Linked DNA regions of Mus musculus: regions 2 and 3 are each linked to region 1. The links are chromatin loops, found by intact Hi-C in ENCODE. Cell type or tissue: left cerebral cortex. All regions are shown on one strand.

Region 1 (8,000 bases):
GAGATAGGACATCCACCTGGTATCTGTTACTTTTTAGGAAGGTTATTCTCTTTTTCTCTTTTTTCCTTTTTTTTATTAGAGATTTTCTTTATTTACATTTCAAATGTTATCCCCTTTCCTGATTTCCCCTTTGAAAACTACCTATCCCCTCCCCCTCCCCCTGCTCACCAACTCACCCACTTCAGCTTCCTGGCCCTGGCATTCCCTTATACTGGGGCATAGAACCTTTACAGGACCAAAGGCCTCTCCTCCCACTGATGACCGACTAGGCCATCCTCTGCTACATATGCAGATAGAGCCACAAGTCCCACCATGTGTTTTCTTTGGTTGGTGGTTTAGTCCCAGGGAGCTCTGGAGGGTACTGGTTAGTTCATATTGTTGTTACTCCTATGGGTCTGCAAACCCCTTCAGCTCCTTGGGTACTTTCTCTGGCTCCTTCATTGGAGACCTTGTGCTCCATCCAATGGATGGCTATGAGCATCCACTTCTGTGTTTGTCAGGCACTGGTAGAGCCTCAGGAGACAGCTATATCAGGCTCCTGTCAGCAAAATCTTGTTGGTATCTGCAATAGTGTCTGGGTTTGGTGGTTGTTTATGGGATGGATCCCCAGGTGGGGCAGTCTCTGGGTCGTCATTCCTTCAGTCTCTGCTCCACACTTTGTCTCTGCAACTCCTTCCATGGGTATTTTGTTCCCCCTTCTAAGAAGGATCGAATTAGGAAGATTATTCTTAAAGAGATGTGGAACTATGACTCCCTCCCAGAAGTCATAGTTGCCTTCCATTGTTCCTCAGTTACGTATAAGGTGTTAGCAGAATCCTCAGGCCCCAAATTGATCTTCTCTCAGTATACTTGTTGTGTGTTGTGTGTAGTTTGTCTCTAGATATAAATGCTGAGAGGTGCTGAGACTTTAAGAGGTAGGGTGGGCACTAATCTAGTCATGTGAGATCTCGTCTACCAGGAGTCCAGCAGTAATCCTTTATGGAGTGATGACTCAGTCAACTCCTACCAGGTACCACCTTTTAAGACATCTATCACCTTTAAATTCTGTTACATGGAGAAGTAAGTATCAGCGAAACTTTGGGGGGGGTGATTAATCGTGTTCTAACCATAGTTCAGCCTAGCCTACCTACCTTAGGCAGGGATTCTTTCCTAAACAAAATGTGGGAATTTCTGGTCACTCTCTTCCAAAGGCTTGTTCATATTTTTGTGAATACATATCACTCCTTGGCTTCTTGTGCACAGGAAGGATACTTGTTGATTTCCCCAAGTGACATTACAATGCCACCAAATAGTCCAGTTATATCTTTCCTCCAATGAAGAGGGACCATTTGCAGAAAGGAAAAGCCTTGCTTCATTCAAACTAGATTTCACTCCACACAGACCAGCATTTAGACAGCCTCTAGTTTTACAGGCCAGCAGGATTTCTTAGACTGAAAACTCTGACATTATTTTAAACTTCAGATTTTGATTGGGTGGATCTGGGAGAGGCCTCAGACATGCTTGTCTAATAAGTTCCTGGTGAGGATGTTGCAGCCTGCTCTCATACCACACTTTGGAAGCAGGTTCTGGATACTCAAGAAGAAATCTGGCCAGGTCTGAGTTCCTAGTTCTTAGTGTTAGTCTCTTAGGAAGCAATGGTTGGTGGGTAAATTTGTCATTGGCTACATTAAATAATTTATTCATCCTAGTTATCTGTTGACAGACACCACCGGCTGAGATGTTAGTATCTGATGATCAATGTGGTTTACATTAGTTCTAACAACCACCATGTGCAAAACTTATCATCATTGCTCCAACATGGCAGAGGAGAAAACCCACAGTCAGAGAGACAGAACAATTATTTTAGCAGTGATGCCAGCATGTATGCCCATTAGCCTGGGGCTTGACCATCTGTGTCATTCAGATGCTATGGAAGGGGTACTGGTTAAGCCCCTGGGTTTCTTGTCAACTTGTAGAGCAGCTTTGAATACTCAGTGGTTGCTTCATGATCCCCTTCTTTCATTGATGAGATGGCTACGTTTTTATGTCAATGCTACAAGTTTTTTGTTTGTTTAGGTAGAAGATTATAATTTTCTTAAAAGCACGGACTCCAGCTGACCTGGAGAGAAGGACCTCACAACTGAGATGCTTGCTTGAGAGCATGGTTTTGTCACATTAGGAAAACTTAAATTGCATGCAGCACTGCTGGAAAGTATAAACATGTTTTTTTTATGTGACACACCTCTCTGTTTCTGTATTTCTGTCTTTCTTTCTGTCTCTGTCTCTCTCCTTCTCCCTATTTTCACACACAAAGTGGAATTGCCAAAGCCTTGTTGATTGTGAACTGCCAAGTATCCCTGTCATTGTGACTCTTTTTTCTTGAACTCCATCAGATTCTTCTTCAAATACTTATCTCAACCTTTTGCAACATTCTGCCCATCTATCCCTGTGGCTGAAATGGGGCAGGACTACTGAGACATTTGTGGAACTGTTAGGCTTGGGAAACACGGGACTTTTCTCTATTTCCCTTCTCTGTTTTCATCCTGTGACAATGAAGAATGAAGTTGTCATTTCTGACTTTGCCACTAGGCTGTGCTATTGGTCTGTTCTTTGGTCCCTTGTCGCCTCCATCGGCTCTGTGGAAATGTATTATTCAAAGTGGGGTGGTAGCTACCAATAGTTAGACTTGCTATATAGAATGCTGCAGATAGATAGTCACCAGTGAACAGGATGTAGGAAAACCTTAGTTGCACCCCTACTCACCTATACTTGTGCTTATGTGTGTCCTTTCAGAATGAAGCTCCACCTTGGCTGCACTTTGAAGGACACAGATTCATTGTGAAAACCTACAGTTTGTTCTCAACTGTTTCAAAAGGATGTATCATTTTGGCTCTGTGCATCAGTGTAAACGGATCCCTCTAGGGAGATGTGCACCTATTTCCAGGCTCAGTTGAAGGAATGAGGAAGTTTGGGGTATGGGGGCAACAGTGGGTGGCAGAACTGATGCTGCTGGGCTGAGCTTGATAGAGGATGAAAATAGCCTCCAAGTCTGCACCTAGCTTCCTTGTTGCCCAAGACAAAGCCTTCCTTGGGCCTGTTGCTCTATGATTACCTCTAGGCGGCAGCAAGCCTACAGGAAAGCATACAGGAGAGACCAAGACCAGAAAAGGGATTCTAGCTGGTGCAGCTTAAGTTTCGAACACTTAGGGTGGTTGTGTGGCCTTATACATGGCTTGCTTCCTGACCAAAGGACTTCACTTTCTTTTGCAATGGAGAGGGTAATAATAGCTGCTCTGTTGGGGTGTCTGAGGGATATTCACATAATGTGGTATGTGCATCAAGTGTAGGCATTGAGGGGGCTAGGGAAACAGCATCTTATTTTGCTTTGTAGCCTTAGGCAAATCTTATAACCTCTTTGGGTCAGAAACCAGCTTGTTAAAAAAAAAAAAACAACGCTGGGGGTTTGGGGCTTTGTTTCATCGTGAGGGTTTGAGTCCAATTCTTAGAACCTACACACACACACACACACACACACACACACACACACACACTCACTCACTCACTCATACTCACATACACATGCACACGTGTGCACGTGAAATTTGGTGGTGTGTTCAGCTTTGGGCAGGCAGATACTTGGGACTTGATGACTACCCAGTCTATCCTAGGCTAATCAGCCCTAGATCATTTAGAAATTCAAAAAACAAGGTGTATAGCTTGAGGAATAGTACTCAAGGCTAACCTTTGTATGCCATACATATCTACACATATGTACACATATGCACACATGTATGTAGACATATGCATACACACACAAATCCAACTAAGATTGAAGGAGAAGATGCTTGTCTGAATCTGTTTCAGCTGCTATATCCAAATATGTGAGTAACTGGCCAATGATAGAAACTTTCCCCTCAGTCCTCTGCAGTCTGGAAGTCTGAGGTCAAGTAGCAGCTTGTTCCATGTCTAGAGAGGCTCACCCTAACCCTGTGGATTGTAGAAACCCTGTGACTTGTCGACAGTCCCTCTTGCTGCATCAGTACCTGGAGAAGGGAAGAATAGCTCCACACACCACTCCTTTAAGGTCACTCAGCATGTTTAAAAGGGCTGTGCTCTCTCGGCTGAATCACCTCCTCAAAGCCTCACCTTCTGCTCCCATGACATTGGCAATTAGGTCTCAACATGCAAGTTTAGGAGATATAAAACACCCAGATCCCAGCTGTGAGTAAGGTCTTTCCCCTTCTGCACTTTGACCATGCCTGTGCTTTCTACCTTCACAGACTTGACCTGGAAAATAATCAGAAAAACTAAAGACTTTGGAGGGAACGACATGAATGGGCAATTAGAATGACCTAGATTATTTGTGCAGCGTAGTTCACACTTCACTAGGGGACAAGAATGCCCATGCTATCTTCCTTTCCCAGTCAGCTCCTGAGTTATGCTGCAGACCACAGATAGCCCTTCCACAGACCCACGGGTGATTCCAAATCCTTTCAGCTCCACATCTGCTCATTGATTCTCAATGGGCAAAAATTATATTGTTCCCCTATTTATTTTGGAGTTATTTTTCTCTGGTCTTCCTGCTGCTGGAGTGGTTTACAGATAACACTTTCTATTACTGTACATGTTTGCCTCTCCATAAAGCAGGGATCTGTAACGGAACTGTCCATGGTACCTGCCACTTGGTAATGATTCCGGAGGAGATTCTGAGATGAATGCATGGGGAAAGAGAGTAGATGGGACAAGGAAGGAATAAATGAAAGAATGAATGAGACATCTGTAATCATAAAACCTCAAGCCCCACAGCAGCATTGTGCATGGGGACAGACCGTGGAAGTGTGGCACACACTGGGCTGCCTCCTCCACCATGGCAGACCAAAGCAATCCCTTTTATGCTGTCCAAGCAATTGCTGTCAAGGTCATGCATTTGTGATCTCACACTCAGTCTTTTATTTTTTTCTTTTGATATTGTGTGTGTTCAAATATATAGACTTCATGTTCTCTTTTATTTTCCTCGAAGGTGAAACTTTTGCTTTTTTTCATCTATAAAGATGTTTTTAAAATCCCATCTTGAGGCTTTAAAGATTTCTCTCCCAGCAGCTAGATACAGATATATAAAATCCACCCACATTACAAATGAAAATGATTGATACACATCAAAAAAGTTATCTGCATTGGATAATAAAACTTAGCTCAAGTCTCTCTTTAAAACCCTCACTCCATGAATTTAACTGAAAAGGCAGATTTCTTAGAAATTCAGCACTAAGGAATTTAAGTGCTTGGAAAGTTGGTAGTGCCAAGGGAAAACACATTTTAAAATATTTATTTATTTTATTTTATGTGCATGTATGTATGCCTGGGTGTATGTCTGAGTATCAGGTGCATGCAGGAGCCTGCAGAAATCAGAAATGTCGAATCTCTTGGGAGCTGGAATTACAGACGATTATGAGTCACTGTGTGGGTGAACCCACATCCTCTTCAGTGCAGTAAGTGCTCTTAACCACTGAGCCATCTTTCCAGCTCCAAATTCAAATTGTTGTTAATGGTCCTGGAATTTTATATAGAATGTACCCTTTAATTCTTCCATGTGACAAAGCAATTAGCATTAGTCTTAATATAGAGTGGGGGCATCTGAAATTCTGTTATGTTAAGAAATTACATGCATATACATTGGTGGTATCGATCCCAGCAATGTTTCTTCTAATGCAGGCCTGTAGAATTACAACTTCAGGCAATATATGTGTCCTGTGGTCATAGGATTTGATTACTTATTGCACAAGGCTGAGTGCTAGAGTGTCTTCTTCAGAGGACATGAGTTAGAATCCTAGCTTTTCCACTTATTAGCTTGTGAGGCTTTGGACAAATACATGTCTTGGTTTCCTTGCTTGTAGAACGGGCATTCTAATACTGCCTTCTTTGTAGGATTGCTTTGAAGATGAAGTGACTATTAATCCTTAGAAGCATACCTGAGCAATAGCAGGTATTCAGCAAAGGTTAACTCAGTTGTTGTGTGTTGTGGGGGATTAGAACTCAGTTGCTGGGTGTTGTGGGGGATTCGAATTGTTGTGACTTCCCACCTTTGCTTGTCAATAAGGTCTTTCTAGCCTAACTCTACTTTTAAAATCACCTTGCTATGAATTTAAAAAGCACCCCATCTAAGTCACCTTGTTTCAGCCTTCCAGAAATTGCTTAATAAATATTCAAATTTTTGATGACTCTGAACAGCCCTCCCAGAGTGTTCTTGTATGAAAATACCATGTGGAGACCCTGGATCTGTTTTGAACCAGAGAACATTTTCCATTATCTAGAGGCCAGAAGGGGCCAGAAGTCTTTGATAAATGATCTCCCTAGCTCCAAATAAAAGTGGCCCAAGGATGACAACCCAGACCTTTCCAGGCAGGATTGGGGAGCAGAGGCTGACACATTGTAGGGGGAAGGACCATAGCCCTGTCCTGGGAAAGGAGAATTGGAGTTCTTGAGTCCCTAGAAGGAAAGGATTTGGGTGATACCAAAGCAAAGAGTCTTTGAGGTGAGAAATGGCAGGAATGGGCTGGCTGAGCCTCCATCTATCACGTTGCAGGCCACAGCAGACACTTCTATGGAAAAATTCTCAGCACACAGAAGGAATATGTGGTTCTGCAAAACCCAGCCTTCTAATGGACTTCATAGTATTATACAGGGAGGATGTTTAGCTGCCATCATGGTAATTAGAAAACAGATCATGCCCCATGTTTCATATCACGCACACTCTAGTGTCTCAGTAGCATGACCTTAGGGGTTCAGTAAGAGTCAAAATCTTTCCCCACCACGTTCTTGACCTTAGAAAATTAGTTTCTTCACAATCACATGTAGATGCTAACATTCTTACCCAAAATGTTGTGAAGATTAAATGAGTTAAAGTTGGGGACCACATCTGACCTTAAGTGCTCAACAGACACTGAGTGTTTGTATCACAAGAGAGTCGCCTCCGTTCTTCATCTCAGAATAGGCTCAGCACCTCTCTTGGCTGATGAGGTGAGATGGACCCAATTTGATTTTAAAATAGCAGCATGACTGGCTGTCTTAGCCATTGTTCTGTTGCTGAGAAGAGGTTATACCATCACCAAAGTCACACTTATAACATAAAACAATTAATTGAGGGCTTGCTTACAGATTCAGAGTACATTTTAATCATGGTGGGGAGTATGGCATTGGATTCAAGTGCAGAAAAAAGATAAAGACAGAAAAACAGAGACAGAGAGAAAGACAGACAGACACGCACACTAACACACATCAACACACACACACATACACACACACACACACACACACACACACACACACAGGCAAGATATGGGGCTTGACATACATGGACTTTTGAAACCTTAAAGCCCACCCCCAGTGGCTTCAACAAGGTCATCCCTACTCCAACAAGGTCACATCTTCTAATCCTTGTAATCCTTTCGAACAGGTCCACTCCCTGGTGACTAGGCATTCAACTATATGAACCTGTGGGGGCCATTCTTATTCAAACCATCACAATGGCATTTCTTGAATTGCAGTGATAGTGAGCAGCCCAGTTCTTCTGGCTGTACAGTTCTTCTCATTATTGTGGGTGTGCACTGCATATCGACAGGCTCAGGGTTTCAGTCTTTGCCCTGATTATGATACTGCCACGGAGTACTTAATACTCAGACTTCTCCCTTACTCTGCTCTGTCAACGGTTGATTAAGATGGAATCCCTTCAGCATCCATCTCTGTATTTCCTGCTACCTTGGAATGCGGTTCTCTAGAGTATTTCCATGTTACAGGTATTCTGGCTAATCATCATGGGAACGAGGGAGAAGTGAAAGCATAGCAGAGGGCAAATTAACTCTGTAAAGTGATGTCAGCCGTGTTCTTAGCTTGCGATTCTTGCTTCTGTTTCTGGGAGGTTCAGAGATCCTGTTTCTTTTCTGCTTCTTTTCTGTCCTCTTTCCTTAACTGCCCTGCCTTGTGTAGACACGAAAAAGCACTGACAAGCTAGCTTAGGCCTTTGTTGT
Region 2 (8,000 bases), 500 kb after region 1:
TTAAATTAGTGGAAAGGAATTTTAAGTTTTGCTGCCCGGTCCTTCTGAGCAGTCTTGTAGTTAGGTCCCTGCAGTTAGGTTTGTACTACCCACTCCCGATCTTTATGTCTAGCTTTGGCTTCTTGCTGGGCTCTCATCTCTGTAAGAAATTTCTTTGTACAACGTGTGAGATCAGCGGATTAGAAATGGTCAGAACCAAGTACGTTTTTTCCGGGTGAAGAGACCAAGTCAAACTTGGGTCGGACTCCCAAGTTTGAGACTGGTTTCAAAGGGTAAGGAGTTCTTTTAAAAGTCTGGGTTGTTTTCCTGTGTCGTGTTGTCGTACCGTGTGCTGTTCAGATGCTCACAGTTCCATCGGTTCCTGTGTCTGCTGGCGTTAGTAGTGGCTCCATTCCTTGAACCAGACACTGTGGGAGGTGGTTTTTGTTTTTTTGTTTTTTTGTTTTTTTTTGGCTTGTTTGGCTTTGAACTCGGTTGCCTTGCTTTTCATCCGGACTGTAATTCTTGTAAGAAGTACATTTCTTAACGGCGAAGGATGCTCTGCTGCCAGAGTGCTTCTGTTACTGTGAGCTTTTGCATCACTTGAGATGGAGCCTGATACCCAGAACACGGTGCTCTGTCATTTGAAATATTAATTATGGTCGGTTACGTAACTCCAACATTACAAGGGCTTTAAAAAAAAAACTATCAAACTATCAGGTCTGAAGTCAGCATTTGGGTGATTTTTGGTAAAGTTTTATTTGAAATCTGATAGCCACCCCTTTTCCTGGTTATATGACAGCATGTTATTTACTACAAAGAAAGTCTTTTTAGAGGTTATGCTGGAATCTCCCACAGGTGGGGATGGTCGATACTGAGATGATTTTTTACTATGGTGTGGCATGCGAGAGAGACTCCGCAGCTAATGTCCCCAGAGCTCACGGTCCTTAGGGTTTTGCACAGGATTTACAAAGTTTCCACGGCACTTGAAGACTTGCTGTCTAGTTCCATCCTCACAGTTCCAGCCCCGGATGCAAGACAATCAGTGCTTTCCCAGAGGTTGCTGGGACCCCTGCTGCATGTCAGCCTGTAGGTACTGAGAATTAATTTGAACCCACATCTTCTGTCTTGAAAGACATTCTTCTTTCTACATGTGACTTTCCCCCAAGAGATGAAATGAACTCTTCTGGTATGTCCATTTAAACTACCGTTGAAATCAGTACAGTGAATATGATTGTCCCTGGTTAGTTTAATGTAAGAGAGGGAATTACTATGTCCCTTAGAAGGATTGATGCTGCTGTAGGAGACAGGGGGCTCTTTCTGCATTTTGAAGAAGCAGACCTCCATTGTAGACTTCTGAAGGATTTAATTCCCAGGCCAAGGCACCTGTGAATTAAAGCCCTCCCATGACCAGTATTTTAGTTTAGTAATCAGCACCGTACAATAATGAGACAGATTATAAATGAGACGTAGTTATTTCAGAATGCGGTATTCATAAACATCGATCAGCGTCCTGGTTGAGTTATCACTGTTGCTACAGTCTTTAAGTAAGGACTGGTGCAGGCAGCCATCAGGTGAGACCTCTGCCAATGCAGGTACTCGGCTGCCTTTTGTCCAGGCCGGTGGCTCATGGTGGGCACGAGTTACCGAGTTGACTTTTAATTTTCAAAGATAACTGCTTCTCTCTGATTGCCCCAAATGTAAAATCTCACTTGCCAATAAAAGTAAGGCTAGTGCTTAATTGGCATTGAAGACAAAAGAAGTCAGGCGTGGTAAGAAAGGAAAGAAATGCAGCTTTGGTGTTCACTCACCGTTCCCCCCCACTCCCCCGGTTTGCTCCCCGGTCATGCCTACAGTGTGAAGTGCTCACGTCCTGCTGGGGAGGTTAGTTGGAGACTACAGGGGTGGTGCGTGCTACCTGGTACATTTGCCAGGGGGAGATAGTCGGAGTTATAAAGTCCCTCCCCAGAATGTCCTGTGTCGTGATTTAATGTCACACTTTGGTCATGGTTTGGATGGCTCCCCGTTCAAGTCTGTCCAAGGCAAAACCCTGTGTTTGTAATTATGTGATAATGTATAGATTGGTGGCTATTTCTGCCAAGTTATATTTAGTTGTTGTTGCTTACAGGAGGAAGCAGAGTGATGTGAGACTGTCTGTGCATTCACGCTGATAAGCCCTTTGTTGCTATTTCAAAATGATGGTTTTCGTGTGACCCATCGGACCTCGGCTTCTCAAATATTAGGGTCCTTTGCATTATTTAAGCTATGTGTGGGCCTAGGTATATGCAGAAAGAGGGCCATTAGCCCATATTTCCTTATAATGAACAGAACTCAGTGGTGTGGCGTGGCTTCCATTTGGGGGACTCCCTTTGGGAAATCGGTTTGCTTTGGTTGAATGCGCCCAGACCTGTAGAGTGAGGGCTCAGCGGTGAGATTAGCAGAGTGCTGTTTAGGTGTGGCACCTGTACACTCCAGAGAGTGATTCCCTACCTCATCCAGAGGAGGCTGCCATTACTGTTTGTTTGTTTGTTTGTTTCGCTTCTGGTTGTGAGTTATTGGAGTTTGCGTTTGGAGGGGATGGATGTAGTGACTCAGTTTGAGGTCAGCCACTTCTGAGTTTTATGCAGTGCTTTACAGAGAGATACAGTGTTCCAGCACTTGGACCTTTGGGACCCAGCCTGTGTGCCAGGCTTTTTTGTGCTGATGAGTTAGAAGGCGGCTATGCTCCACTGTAGGAGAGAGTAAGTTTCAGGTTTATAGATGTCTTCTTTCCTTAGGAACTCAGTTCCCAGCTGTTGTTCTGGGATACAGAGCGATCAGAGGTTCAGAGGAACTAGAACAGTGTTTCTGAGCCCCTCTGTCCCAGGCGATGCTGGAATTCTAATTACCGCCGACACCCCAGGGATGGAGAGGTCTTTGGGCTAGGTTTTCAGTTGTACAGCTTATCAGAAATGGCACCCTTTGAGGGCGTCAGAGAGAAGGCAAAAGTGGGTTGTTGGGTTTTGCCATGCTATTCTGTTCTGACCCTCGGAGGTCTGGGAAGTGAGGTTGCTGTAGGAGAGTTGGTTAGTGACAGGCGCAGACTTGGAAAGCCGGGCTGCCTGAAGTGCAGTTCCTTCCCTTGCTCCCTGACCACATTGGGTTGAAAGATACATGATGTGTTGTCTAATTTTATTCCTCTCCCTCCAGGTTTCTGCTTTAATTCCTCCGTCTGCTCTCCTCCCCCCAGCAAAGGGCAGGGCTCCGTTGCTTCCTTCTCATTTGCAGTGATGTCCAGTGCTCACCTCCGCCCTGGTGTGATGCTGGGGTCTAGTTCTCCTCACTCTGGTGGGAGAGTGGGAGCCTGTTAGGGGCAGACCTGGTCTCCCCTGGCCTCCTGTCTTTAGGAGGTATTGGTCAAGTTCCATACTTGCTTGGGCTTTGCAAACAGAACTCAGGCCTTCCTGGAGTGATTACCATAGAGGTGAAAGAGTGAAAGTAGGCTGGGAGTTGACAGCCACTGAGCCCTCTTCTCCTGACCTCTGTGGACAACCAGGCCTGGGGGGCGGGGGTGAGGTCTCTAAGGTACACATCACTGAGGAAGGAGGGGAAGCTCCAAGTGAAATGTGCGGTGAAAGCCAGCAGGAGAGCAGGAGAGCAGGAGAGCTTGCCAGGATTCTGAGTGTGGAGGAACAGTAGGGATCTTTCTCAGGAGATAATGAGAAGATGTTGTCAGATCTGCTCAGAATCAGATGTTTATTTACTTTTTTTCTTTCCTGAGGAACTTGTTAAGCCAGTGCACTCCACTGCAATCAGCCTTCCTTCTGAAGTTCATAATGGGATTTTTTTTTTTTTTAATTTTGGAAGTAGAGTCAAACTAGAATCGTTAGAATCCTGAAAGCTCATGGCACATAGCATATACATCTCCTTACCTGAAGGAGTTAATTTGCAGTTCCAGGCACCAGCCAGAAATTTTCCTCCCTCCCTCCCTCCCTCCCTCCCTCCCTCCCTCCCTCCCTCCCTCCCTCCCTCCCTTCCTCCCTCCCTCCCTCCCTTTCTTTTTTTCCTTTTTCTATTTTTAGACAGGGTTTTACTATGTAACCATGGCTGGCCTAGAACTTACAATGTAGACCAGGCTGGTCTGGAATTCGAGTTTATAGAGATCCTCCTGTCTGGCTGCCTGACTTCCTGAGTGCTAGGATTAAAAGTGTATACCACTGAGGACATGCTTAGCCAGAAATGGGAAGTCAGAGGAACAACTGAACTGCCCTGAAGCTGTGCCAGCTTCAACTTGGGTATCACCAGACCCCTTTGCCACTTGTCATCTGTCTGACTGAAGAAGGGAGAGAGAAAGGCATACATGTTTACTAAAACAGGAAGCGAGGTGTTTTTCTCTCTGGGACAGCACTTATGAATGGTTAAAATACAAGCAAGCGGGTAGAGGGCCTCTTTAGTGCCAGGTGCTTCCAGTGCGTTCTCTCTGACCCATTCAGGATCTTGCAAGGTCTGTAGTTTTATCCTTGTCCTGCCATCGTGTCTGTGTGTGTGTGTGTCTGTGTGTGTGTGTCTGTGTGTGTGTGTGTGTGTGTGTGTGTGTGTGTGTGTGTGTGTGTGGTTTCCCCAGTGAGGCATCTCTGGCTCCAAAATGGAAAGGAGGCAGAGCTTAGAGAGTCAGGCCTGGAACTTCAATTCTTTAGTGCTTAGAAAGGATCTGTTAAGAATAGGGAACAAAATACCCATGAAAGGAGTTACAGAGACAAAGTTTGGAGCTAAGACGAAAGGATGGACTATCCAGAGACTACCCCACCCGGGGATCCATCCCATAATCAGCCACCAAACCCAGACACTGTTGCATATGCCAGAAAAATTTTGCTGAAAGGACCCTGGTATAGCTGTCTTGTATGAGGCTATGCCAGTGCCTGGCAAATACAGAAGTGGATGCTCACAGTCAGCTATTGGATGGAACACAGGGCCCCCAATGGGGAAGCTAGAGAAAGCACCCAAGGAGCTGAAGGGATCTGCAACCCTATAGGTGGAACAACAATATGAACTAACTAGTACCCCCAGAGCTCATATCTCTAGCTTCATATGTAGCAGAAGATGGCCTAGTCGGCCATCACTGGAAGAGAGGCCCCTTGGTCTTGCAAACTTTATATGCCCCAGTACAGAGGAACGCCAGGGCCAAGAAGCAGGAGTGGGTGGGTAGGGGAGCAGGGCGGGGGGGAGGGGGGTATAGGGAACTTTCCGGATAGCATTTGAAATGTAAATAAAGAAAATGTCTAATAATAAAAAAAGAAAGGATGTAAAAGGCTGTTACTCAGTGTTGTTTTTAAATAAAAGTTTGATTATGGTAGAAGCCCACTAGGAATTTCCGTTAGTGATGATGAATTTTTTAAAAGAGGTGTCTGAAAATGTGCTTTAACAGAAAGGCCACCCACTGTGTCCTGAGCTTTCCAGCTACACTAGCATGAGCCTTGGTGGGTGTTCAAGGTGAGGAGTCTTACTTATGTATGCATCCCGAGAGTCAGAGAAAGCGGGCAACGTGGCCTAGAAAGTGTGCTACTGAAACCTTCTCTCAGGGCCTGCTGTGTGAAAGAGCCTGTAGAACCTGCAGACAGAGCTCTTTGTTTTTAATTCTTGGTCACCAAGGAATCAACTGGTTCAGAGTGTATTAGATTCTTACTTAGTTTCTGGTATAATGAGAAAGTCCCTATCCTTCAAAGCCAGGTTCAAAAGGAAGAAAGGGAAGGAAGGCAAGGAAGGAGGGAGTGAGCGAGGGAGGGAATGAGGGAATGCTAACGCACAAGGTTATATTTCCACAATCAATAGCCTTGGCTTTCTTGAAGGGAGCATATTTAAACATATATGACTTGAAATTACTATTGTTGAAGCTGCTGCTTATCCAGGGCCCTTTCTCATTTTCATGATTTATGTATATTGTTTCATTTAATTCTTCTAACATTGTTAAAAGAATATACCATGCCCAGCAGTCCTGGTACACACCTTTGATCCCCACACTCAGGAGGCAGAGGCAGGTAGATCTCTAACTTTGAGGCCAGCCTGGTCTACAGAGTGAGTTCCAGGACAGCCAGAGCTGCACAGAGAAACCCATCTCAATGAAAAAAGAAAAGAAAAAAATGAGGAAGGAAAAGAAAAGAGAAGGGAAGGGAAGGGAAGGGAAGGGAAGGGAAGGGAAAGAAAGAATAGCTCATTTTACAGATGAGAAAACTGATTAGGAGAGTCAGCTAATTAATCAAGGTCACTCTGCCTTGTGCTTTGGAGCCTGGGGTAGTGTGCAAGCAGGCACTGCGACTGCTCTAACTATAGAGCTTAATTAACTGCAAAGCCTTGCACCAGTGATCTGCTGAGCAGAAGAGGTTCCACGTGCTATAGAGGGGCAGACTGTGCCTACCGCCAGTGTGGAGACTGGTGGATGGCATTTCCTTAGGGAGTAGCCATACCCAACCAACAAAGACCAAATGGTGCAGAAAGAATTCTCTGATTATGCAAGGTGACACCCTTCAGATTTGTCCAATTGCTTAACTCCTCAGACACTCAATTTGCCCATTCACAAGTTGAGGACCCAATGCTCTGTTAGTATGATTGGTGGTTCACACACATGTAATATAGAACACACAATAGGTTCTAAAGTATTACTGCCTGCTGTTGTGGACTGTCCCGAGACAGGTGTGTGAGTACTGGTGTCACTTGGCAAACACACTGTGTCTAGTGACCACACACAGATCCTAGCATTATTATGCATGATAATCTTCTGATATGAGGGTGATCTGAGTTTTCCAGCCCTGGAAGTTCTGGCTTAGGAAGCCCCTTTAATTCCATCAGAACCAGCAGCCCTGGTTTTATTTCATTACGCTAGTCAGGGCACAGCACCCTAAGCCTAAATTTAACAAATGAAGTTCCATAAACCTTTTTTTGACCACAGCTTAGAGCGTGTCTGGACACTGCAGCACAAGAGAGCTTGCTCTGAGCTGGGAGGCTGTAAATTTCCATGATTTTCACCAATCGGCTTCTGCTGCTATTTTAAGAGTCTTAATGGTGTTCTGGCATCTTACTGGTGCTCTTCTTTGGCGTGGTAAAGGGCATGGATGTGGGCGAGCAACGTCTTTGATCTCTCCCTTCAGCATAAATCCTACACTTGGGGGTCACTACTGGTTCCAGGTCCCATTGAGAAATTAGAGGGAGTGGGGAGGGGCAGTTTTCATTCTCATTTTCACAGTGGTGTTCTTCTGATCATAATACATAGCTGTGCTCTGCTTTTCTTCCACTAGATGGCGCTCCACATAGCTGAAGATCCTCTTCTGCCCACCTAGCTTAACTCCTGAACTGAAATTAGCACTGATGCACACGCTTGCCTTTCTTTGGGGTTTCATGCATTTCTACTATTTTTTTCCTTCAAATTTAGTCTACTTTTGCCGTCATTTCAGGACACAGAGGCATGTTTTTGTCTAGTTGCTCATGCTTCTGAGTTCCTAAGGGGTGCTGTGCACAGTTGCTAGCTTGCTCTTCACATAGTTCATTTAGTCCTGGTACTACTATGTGAAACGAATTTTGTTCATCTCATTTTACAGATAAAGTAATGGCGGTCACAGGATCAGTTAACTGTTTGAGTCTAGAGAAGGCTCTGTGACCTAATGAAAGACTCTACAAACGCTAGATTGACCACTCTGAGCTAACTAGGATGGTCTGGCTTGTGGCTATGGGCCATTGTGGTCTGTTCCTTCAAAGTGGAATTACAGTTCTCAGAGTTAGTTTGCATTGGGGCATGCATATCAAAGTCTGAGATACACAGCAAGCAACAGTAAGAAAGGTTTGTCAGCTGGTGTGGGGTTTTCTGCCTATTCATGCCTTTTGCTGCTATTGACAAGAGTGAGTTAGAGGGCCTGCCTGTGCCAGGGACAGAGCCACAGGAGGGTTTTAGAAAAACAAACATGCCTCTCTTTTAAGGTGATTTTTTTTAACAGTGCTGAATACTGGATCACTATATCTAGTGACTATAAGAATTCCAAAAATTGATTATCATC
Region 3 (8,000 bases), 280 kb after region 1:
TGCCAGCCAGCACAGGCTGATTTTGAGCTCCTTGACTTTCAGAAAGTTGTTTTCTTTATGTACCTTTAAGGCTCTTCCCTCCTCACTCAAGATAATTGCTCTTGCTTCTATCTTTGGGGCTACTCAGGAACTTTTATTTGTACCAGGTTTATTTCATGGAACAGTAGAGAAGCAAAGATGTGGATTCAATAGAGAGAGTAAAGGTACAGTTGATAGAACTCTTTCTCATTTATACTACATTGCCAGTGGATTTATAGACTGAGGGGGGCTTAGATAGATATGCTAAACCCCACTTCATCTTCTTATCATAACCCTTGGCCAAATGCCTATCACCCTCTAGTTTCTTTTGGTAAAGAATAGTCCATATTTTTATTTTAAGCCAAAGGATTTTGCTGCACTTTCTCTGTCAAGGTTTAGGTTCATAGATAAGGGTTGGCATAGATAAGAGTTAGCATATTAATCAGTGAAATGAAGTAATCAAAATTAGGTAACATTTCCTATGGAAAAACTGTGCCTCATACAACATGAAGAATGTAGCCGTATTGCTCCATGGAGCTGGCTGCCTGAGAGTTGAAGCTGCCCTTGCAGAGACAGACAGAAAATGATATGTTGCTAGAGTCTTAATATCTATTTTTAAATGGATAAGGATATTTTATTTGTTTTCATTTTCACCTTTGAGGTCCTGAAAGACTGACGGCCTCTTCTTACACTTTATTATGATTCCCATTGTAATAAAATACAATTTAATTTTATATCTTGAAATATATTTTAGCTTCCAAGTGTCTTGCTTTCTTAAAATTTTGCATTTTTGTCATTGATGCTCTTGTAGAATGAATACAGATATAAATATAAATACAGATATAAATATAGATACAGAAACTTACTTCAGTTTGAAAATTCGTTCTATTCTTCCAACTGATAACAAAGGATTGTGATTTTAAGAAATGTGATTTTTGCCAGGCGGTGGTGGCACATGCCTTTAATCCCAGCACTTGGGAGGCAGAGGCAGGCAGATTTCTGAGTTCAAGGCCAGCCTGATCTACAGAGTGAGTTCTAGGACAGCCAGGGCTATACGGAGAAACCCTGTCACAAAAAAAAAAAAAAAAAAAAAAAAAAAGAAAAAGAAAAGAAAAGAAATAGGATTTTTGTGTGTTTAATTCTTAAGTGCCATGTACACACTGAAAATAAGAAGCCAGGGCTTGGGAGATGCTTCTGTGATCAAAACACTTGCCGTGCAAGCATGAGAGCCTAAGTTTGAGGGTCTGCATATAACTCCAGCTTTAGAAGATACTAACATGGATACCTGCTTTCCCACACACATATGGATGTGCCCACACACATGCAAACCTACACTCACATGAAAATGTGAAAAAATGATTGGCTTCCATGAGTTACCATATCTTTTTTATACAGTTTGGATTCAATGTGAGGCCATGCATACAGTGCATCATTGACAAGAATGGATGGAGAAGAGAATATAGGTTTGTTAGTAGGACTAAAATCCAAGAGGTTTGGGTAATTCAGACTTACTAAATTAGTGGAGTCACTGGCAATCTTTACTTACATATAGAAAAGAGGATGGAGATAACCTTTTACACATTATGTGGGATGATCTAAGAAATTGCAAGGGGTAGAGAAAACCTTAAAGTAGCCAGGTGGGGCTGAAGCTGGATCTTTTTTGGACAAAGGAGGCAAAAGTTATATAAAGAGAAGGGATTTGGTAGAGAATTTGGGCAATGAAGAGAAGAAAGGAAAGGGAGAGAAGAGAAGGAAGGGAGAGAGGGAAACACAGAGAGAGGTAGGAGAAAGAAAGGGGGAGGGGGAGAGGAGGGGAAGGGGAGAGAGAGAGAGAGAGAGAGGCGCTGTTGAAAAGGAAAAATTGCTTAATAAAGCAATGTAGGTTTGGAATGTTGGTAGATGTGTTTTGCTCTTCTCTGTAACCACAAATACCCTTCCTTTCAAGTCTTAACTTTTTTTTTTTTTTTTTTTTTTTTGGTTTTTCAAAACAGGGTTTCTCTGTGTAGCCCTGGCTGTCCTGGAACTCACTCTGTAGACCAGGCTGGCCTCGAACTCAGAAATCCGCCTGCCTCTGCCTCCCAAGTGCTGGGATTAAAGGCGTGTGCCACCACGCCCGGCTTCAAGTCTTAACTTTTAAAGAAATCAACCATTCCCTTCCAGACACCGATGTAATTTCTGATGTTGTAAAGAGGAGAAAGCTCTGTGTGTGTAGGGGGGGGGGGGTGTGCACGCGCACGTTCACATGCATGTATGTGTACATGAGTATGAATGAGTGTCATCAACAAAAGTTTCTGGGACAAAGCTGTGTCTGTAGAGCAAGGCTGATTTTTCTGGTTACAGTTATGGTGATGTGGAGAGATTGTGATGGTGAAGGCCCAGAACTAATTATTTTATCTTAAACTAGCTTTAGCCCCATGAATAGTCATTCCTCAACCAACTCTGTGACTAATAGATTAAAAAGCCAAGCCAAAACAAACAGACAGAAATCCTTTTGGAATCTCTTAAGTCAGCCAACCATTACCTTCTACCAGTCCCAAAGTTAAGAATGGCATCAGCATCTGAGGGTGCTGAAACCTTCCTTTCTGTGACTACCCCTCTGCTATAGCTAACAATGTATTTTACACTGGTCTTTGGTCTGAAAACTATAAAACATTGTGAAACTTTTCCCATGTTGAAACATGGAATTTAGAGTAAACTAAATTGGTGTCCTGGGTCATGGTCACTCAAATTTGACTCTAGAATAAACCATTCTTTAAGGCGAGAGAGGTGGTTTTTGCATTATCATTGTGTATGCATGTGTGTTTATGTGTAGGTCTACGAACATGCATGTATGTTGGCATGAGTGCATCATTTGCATACATGTGTATATGTGTATGATATATGTTTGTTCCTGCTTCTATTTCAATGTTCATGTAGTAAGAGAGAGTTAAGAGAGGGACACATAAGAGGACTCAGCTATATCTCAGTTGTCGCAGTTGGTCAAGTACAGAGTCCTTCAGAGTGGACCAGGATGGAGTGAGGCAGTTGTCTATAACATAATTTTCTCATTCTGCTGCATTCATTCCTTAGGACTTAGTTCTTGAAACCTACCTGGGTGAGAATCCCTGGTTGACACACTAAAGTCCCTATCATCTTGGTGTTAGAGTTAGTGATAACAAGATTAACTACAAAGAATATAGGGTTGAATATATAGCTCAGGTCCATAAAGTGTTTGCCGTGGGAGCACAAGAATCTGAATTTAAGCCCTTATAGCCCACATAAAACCCAGGCATGGTATGTGTGCTTGGAAGCTCAGTGATATGAAGGTGGAGACAGGAAGACCTCTGGGGCTCACAGATCATATGGGCTAGCCTAATCTTCAAGACCCACATCCCCGTGAGAGATCCTATCTCTGAACCCCAGATGCATTAATCTGTGGGCTAAAAAGGACACAAAGTTGGGTAGATAACAAAGGATATACACAAGTAAGGAGTAGAGGAAGAGGTCAATATGGTCAAGACTCAATATACAAAATCTACGAAGAACTGTTAATCAAAAACAAACAACAAAAACCAGCTACCGAAGAAGGACACTCAAGGTTGACTTAGAACCATCATGTGCTTGTGCCCCCCTTTACATGCATTTACACCTGCACACACACGTGCCCACATGAAGAATCACATATACATTTTTTTCAAAAGAGATTTTTGACAGATATTTTTTATATTTCACTAGCAACTCAAGGCAGCTAAAATCAGGAAAACACAAAGGACTTTCACATCCTAAGTGGAGGATAATGGATAGTGTACAATTGATACACGCTTAACATTTCTTATGCTGAAGTAATTTTGAGAGATCTTTGCTCCTTGCTGCTTATAAGTGATGAAATAGCATCCATAAAATGCAGGTCAAAAAAGCACAGCTTGAAAAAGCAATTAAAGCAACCCTCTATTGCTTTCCCCAGTCACCTCTTTGAAATTTATGCAGTAGGTCCACCTTTTCATGCCCCTAATAAAAACAATGCAAACTCACTCATAGCTTTTTAAGCCATTTTAAGTTCCAGCCATTGTCTTGATTTAGTACTCCAGTGCCCACTCAAAGATCTTAGCCCAAATGGGGTGATTTTATAGTGAGTCTTCTTCATTCTTTTGGGCATAGATAAGTTTGCAAGAGCCTGTGGTGGGGAAAGGTAGGACCTCTGTGGTGGGTTTCTCAATATCTGACTTGTGTTTTAACTGTTTAATGAATGACAACTTCTTTTTCCATTTCTATCTCTCTGGGACTGGAAGGGGTGAGAGGAGAGGGGCAAGTGAGAAGATCTGCTTTGGATGTCACTGCAGGATCTGTCAGAACCATTGACATTCCTGGATACTTCAGACATCTTACATTTACAAAAGCCTCTGAAAGTCCCCCACACCAGATAGAAGCAACTGCATTTTGGAAGATGTCTCCTTCCCTTCCTTTATTAACTGCTAGAATTCTGACTTTTTAAATAATGACATCTCACCACAACTTATATTATTAATTTCAAGGTACCTTCTCTGGCCATCTCTCAATGAAAAATGTCACACGTCACCTCACTGGTTTCTGGAAAAAGCTCCTGTGGCCTTTGCTCCAAGAAACCCTAGGTTTCTAAGCAGGCTCCATCAAGAAACTGGTGATTGGCCCTCTTCTCTGTGGTCCCTTGGTTAGGAGTGGATCTCAATGTAAGAAATACTTCCTGGAGCTTTGGGGTGACCCACAGAGGCCAAAATGCACAAAATGCACTGTTGCAGACATCTCTGCAGGTTTCCTCTCTCCGTCACTTTGACTTTCGTTGCAACTGCAGTGTGGATGAGGCTCTTTGGACAGGCGCCCTGACATTTCCTTTTCAGTTTTACCACTGGGAATCTGGATTTGAATTTCTCATGTGTTACCTCATGGCACTTGCCAGAGGCTTTGAATTTAACAGCCTGCTATAAATTTGCTTCAAGATATCTTGTGTGCCAAGAAGAGAATTTTTTTCCTCTCTCTTTCTCTCCCTCCTTCTCTTTTTGGTCTTTCATCCAAATGTTCTGTGCCTGTGCAACTCTGTGACTCAGTAGCTTAGACACATTCTCTAAGTCACGAGATGGAATGACTCACACCTGTTTTGTACTGTCTCTAAAGATGACACTGAGTCTTCAGGGAGGACGACAGCACTTGGTACAATTCAGGTAAGGTGGAAGCTAGACTGAAGAAAAAAATCCCTGGAAAATTAAGATGAGACACGACATCTGGTACTAAGGACAGACCATGGCATAAGGCATACCATTATGCTACATAGCACATCACTTTTTTTTGGAAACCTTTTATTAATAAACTTCCATAGCAGAGACTATAATTACAGGATCAGTAAAGATAAGTCCAATGGTTGTGGCCAAAGAAAATGCAGATTATTTAAGATGAATTTGCTTCTTTTTCATCTGATTCGTCATCATCCATCACCTGCTCTACACCTTCCACTTCTGGAATATAAAACTGCAGCATGTTCGAATCCCGCTCTTCAGGGTGATGATGGAGCTGGGGCAGCTGGGGCAGGAGCCCTGGAGCTTCAGCCGCACAATGCCATCTTCAAAGGCCCTGTAGATCACGTCGCCCCCATCCTCCTGCACAGTTGGCCGTATTCTAGTATCTAACAGTTCTTTAATCATTGCCACGACTCCGTCATCTTCCTCAGAGCCTGCTTCTCCCGGAGGCGGAGGCGTCTCCTCGGTCACTAGGGGTAAGCCAGATGCAAAGAAGTCCATAATTGTGGCATGAATGTCTGGTTTCAGTAAATTCCAGTCTAACTCTCCATTCTCCTTTGTGACTGTGATGAAATCTGGGCCGAAGAAGACGCTCTTCACACCTTCAATTCTGAATAACTGCCTGGCCAGAGGGGAGCGGAAAGCTGCAGCAGGGGTGGAGAAATCCATGGTCCTCGTCTCAAGAACCCGCTTTCCTGGTATAAACTTTAAGCTGTTGGGATTTGGGGTGTCTTGTGTTTGAATAAACATGTTACACAAGGATGCGCGCAGCGGGAAAAGTGGTCTCCGTACATATTGGTGCAGAGGTTGTTTCTTAAAGGTGTGTGGAGTCGCTACATGACAGAACCACCTGCACAGCCGGGCTACACCGACCGCTGCTCCCCATGCCCGCTCGGCCGCCGCCATCACTTCATTTTTAAAACAGCCATCCTCCTCTCCGAAGTAGTATTATTTCTTCAGATATTGCTCAGATGTTACTTTTTCTAGAAAGCTTGCTTGACCACAGACCATAGTAAGGCTGTGCTCTACTCTTTCAGAGCAAATTGCTGTTGAGTATTTATCACACCGGGCAGTAATTGTCTGCTTGCTCCTGAGCTTCTTCATTTATTATCTAAATGAAAACAAGACAGACAAGTGACTGTGTTATCATTTATCCTAAATGCCTGGTGCAAAGCCGACATTCATAGACGCTTAATAAACATTGTGTTTATGTGATAGTTAGGATAAGGTTAGGGTATCCTGTAGCAACAAATAACCCCCAACACTAGAGATCTTGGCCTAGGTAAGATAGAATGTGTCCTCACGTTAGGCTACAGAGACATACCAGGGAAGCTTTCCTTCATGAAGTGACCCAGCCAGTCAAACCTTCTAGATCTAATAATCCCATTTCAACAACCTAATGTGCTCTGTTTGTTTTGACTTTCACTCTAAGAGTCACTGTCACAAAGATTTAAAGAACAAAATGTAGGAACTGAACCCATCACATGATGAGCATTTCACTGTGAGTTCAGTGTGGTTTAGAAAAAACTATTAGAAAGATAGTTCTTCTCTCCGTTTAACACACCTGAGAACCCACTCATAAAAATACTCTTCAGACGTTTTCAGAATAAATATAACAGAAACAGGAAAAAAAATGTTGATCTAGGGTTTAGTGGTTATGAGCACTAACTGTTCTTCCATAGAACCCTCGTTTGATTCCCAGCAGCCACAGGGCAGTTCACAGCCATCTGTAACTCAAGCATATTGTGACCAGACATATATGCAGGTAAAACACCAATACATATAGCAAACAAATACAATTTATAAAAGCGTTTTTAAAAGCTGTAGTAGAGAAAATGTAATGCTGAGATAGTGGGCACCATCTACTCTGTGCTTTAACATGGGATTATGCAAGTCACTTATGTGGCACATTGGCCAGGACTGCTCCTGTGGATTTGTGTCACTGTGATGGTAAGCGTATGATGGTAGTGTGAAGAAACTAATCTCCCTGTTCCCCAAACCCCATTTAATCTCTTTGTGCAGACGCTGGTCGGCTGAACACTGAGCTGACTAGTTTGACAGACACTGGAGCAAGTGGAGGGTAAAGTGTTATGCTGGAGAAGGAGGCTACACGTGGGAAACTCTCAGGGCCACATGGAGTCCATCTTTGTTCAACCATATGAGCTGCTCTATCTGTTGGAGGCTACATGGTACCTCGGATCTATTATTTGTGCTTCTAACAAATACTTAATCAAGGACTTCAGCAACCATGTGACAGAGTTGGGATTTGGGCTTGGCACTTGTTCATAGTGTGGAATATTCAAACCTATGCATGACAAAAATTTTGGGCAAGCAGAAACAAGAACATTGGGGTGCTGCTAAATTGGTCCCAGGACAAACAGTGCAGTGAGCAGTTGCCTCTACTCTTTTAATCAAATTTGACAGACATACCACAATGTAGCAAGGTCACGTTTTCAGTCTCTCTCTCTCTCTCTCTCTCTCTCTCCCTCTCTCTCTCTCTCTCTCTCTCCTCTCTCCTCTCTCTCTTGCAATGAAGAGTTAGCAAAAGCCACATTTTGTTATATTTGATATATTTAATTTTGGCAGCTCTATTGAGTACCTGTAATGCTCAGCAGGGTTGAGGTGCAGAGGGCTTACAGATGGGATATGAGCAAGCCCTGTGCTTTAGGTGCTCAGCATTTAGAAGGCAGTGGGCAATGATTGCAAGCTCCTTCTGTCCACTGCATTGCGAAGGTC

The links. A loop is a pair of places that touch in the nucleus more often than their neighbours do. Peaks named below come from ENCODE experiments on the same cell type or tissue, not always from the same donor. Only the 100,000 strongest peaks of a DNase experiment are listed, where the experiment ranks them.
Region 2: a loop joins it to region 1, with 7 times the contacts of the local background. A loop is called at or near these places in 17 of 42 quality-filtered maps.
Region 3: a loop joins it to region 1, with 3 times the contacts of the local background. A loop is called at or near these places in 3 of 42 quality-filtered maps.

The regions. Positions count from the first base shown.
Region 1 is chr15:68,426,036-68,434,035 of GRCm38, forward strand. No RefSeq gene overlaps it. Among named protein-coding and RNA genes, the nearest start is that of Mir30d, 89 kb to the left of the region's middle. In left cerebral cortex, CTCF peaks have their summits at 2,559, 3,108 (motif pointing right) and 5,483; DNase peaks (open chromatin) are centred at 2,581, 3,074 and 5,417; H3K27ac peaks cover 1,327 bases.
Region 2 is chr15:68,930,193-68,938,192 of GRCm38, forward strand. All of the region lies in intron 1 of Khdrbs3 (KH domain containing, RNA binding, signal transduction associated 3), which reads left to right. Among named protein-coding and RNA genes, the nearest start is that of Khdrbs3, 5.8 kb to the left of the region's middle. In left cerebral cortex, CTCF peaks have their summits at 3,577 and 7,247 (motif pointing right); DNase peaks (open chromatin) are centred at 105, 585, 884, 1,604 and 5 more places; H3K4me3 peaks cover 5,216 bases; H3K27ac peaks cover 3,817 bases.
Region 3 is chr15:68,709,594-68,717,593 of GRCm38, forward strand. It overlaps the pseudogene Gm7859. Among named protein-coding and RNA genes, the nearest start is that of Gm49415, 42 kb to the right of the region's middle. In left cerebral cortex, no CTCF peak of the experiment used is centred here; a DNase peak (open chromatin) is centred at 4,983; H3K27ac peaks cover 1,680 bases.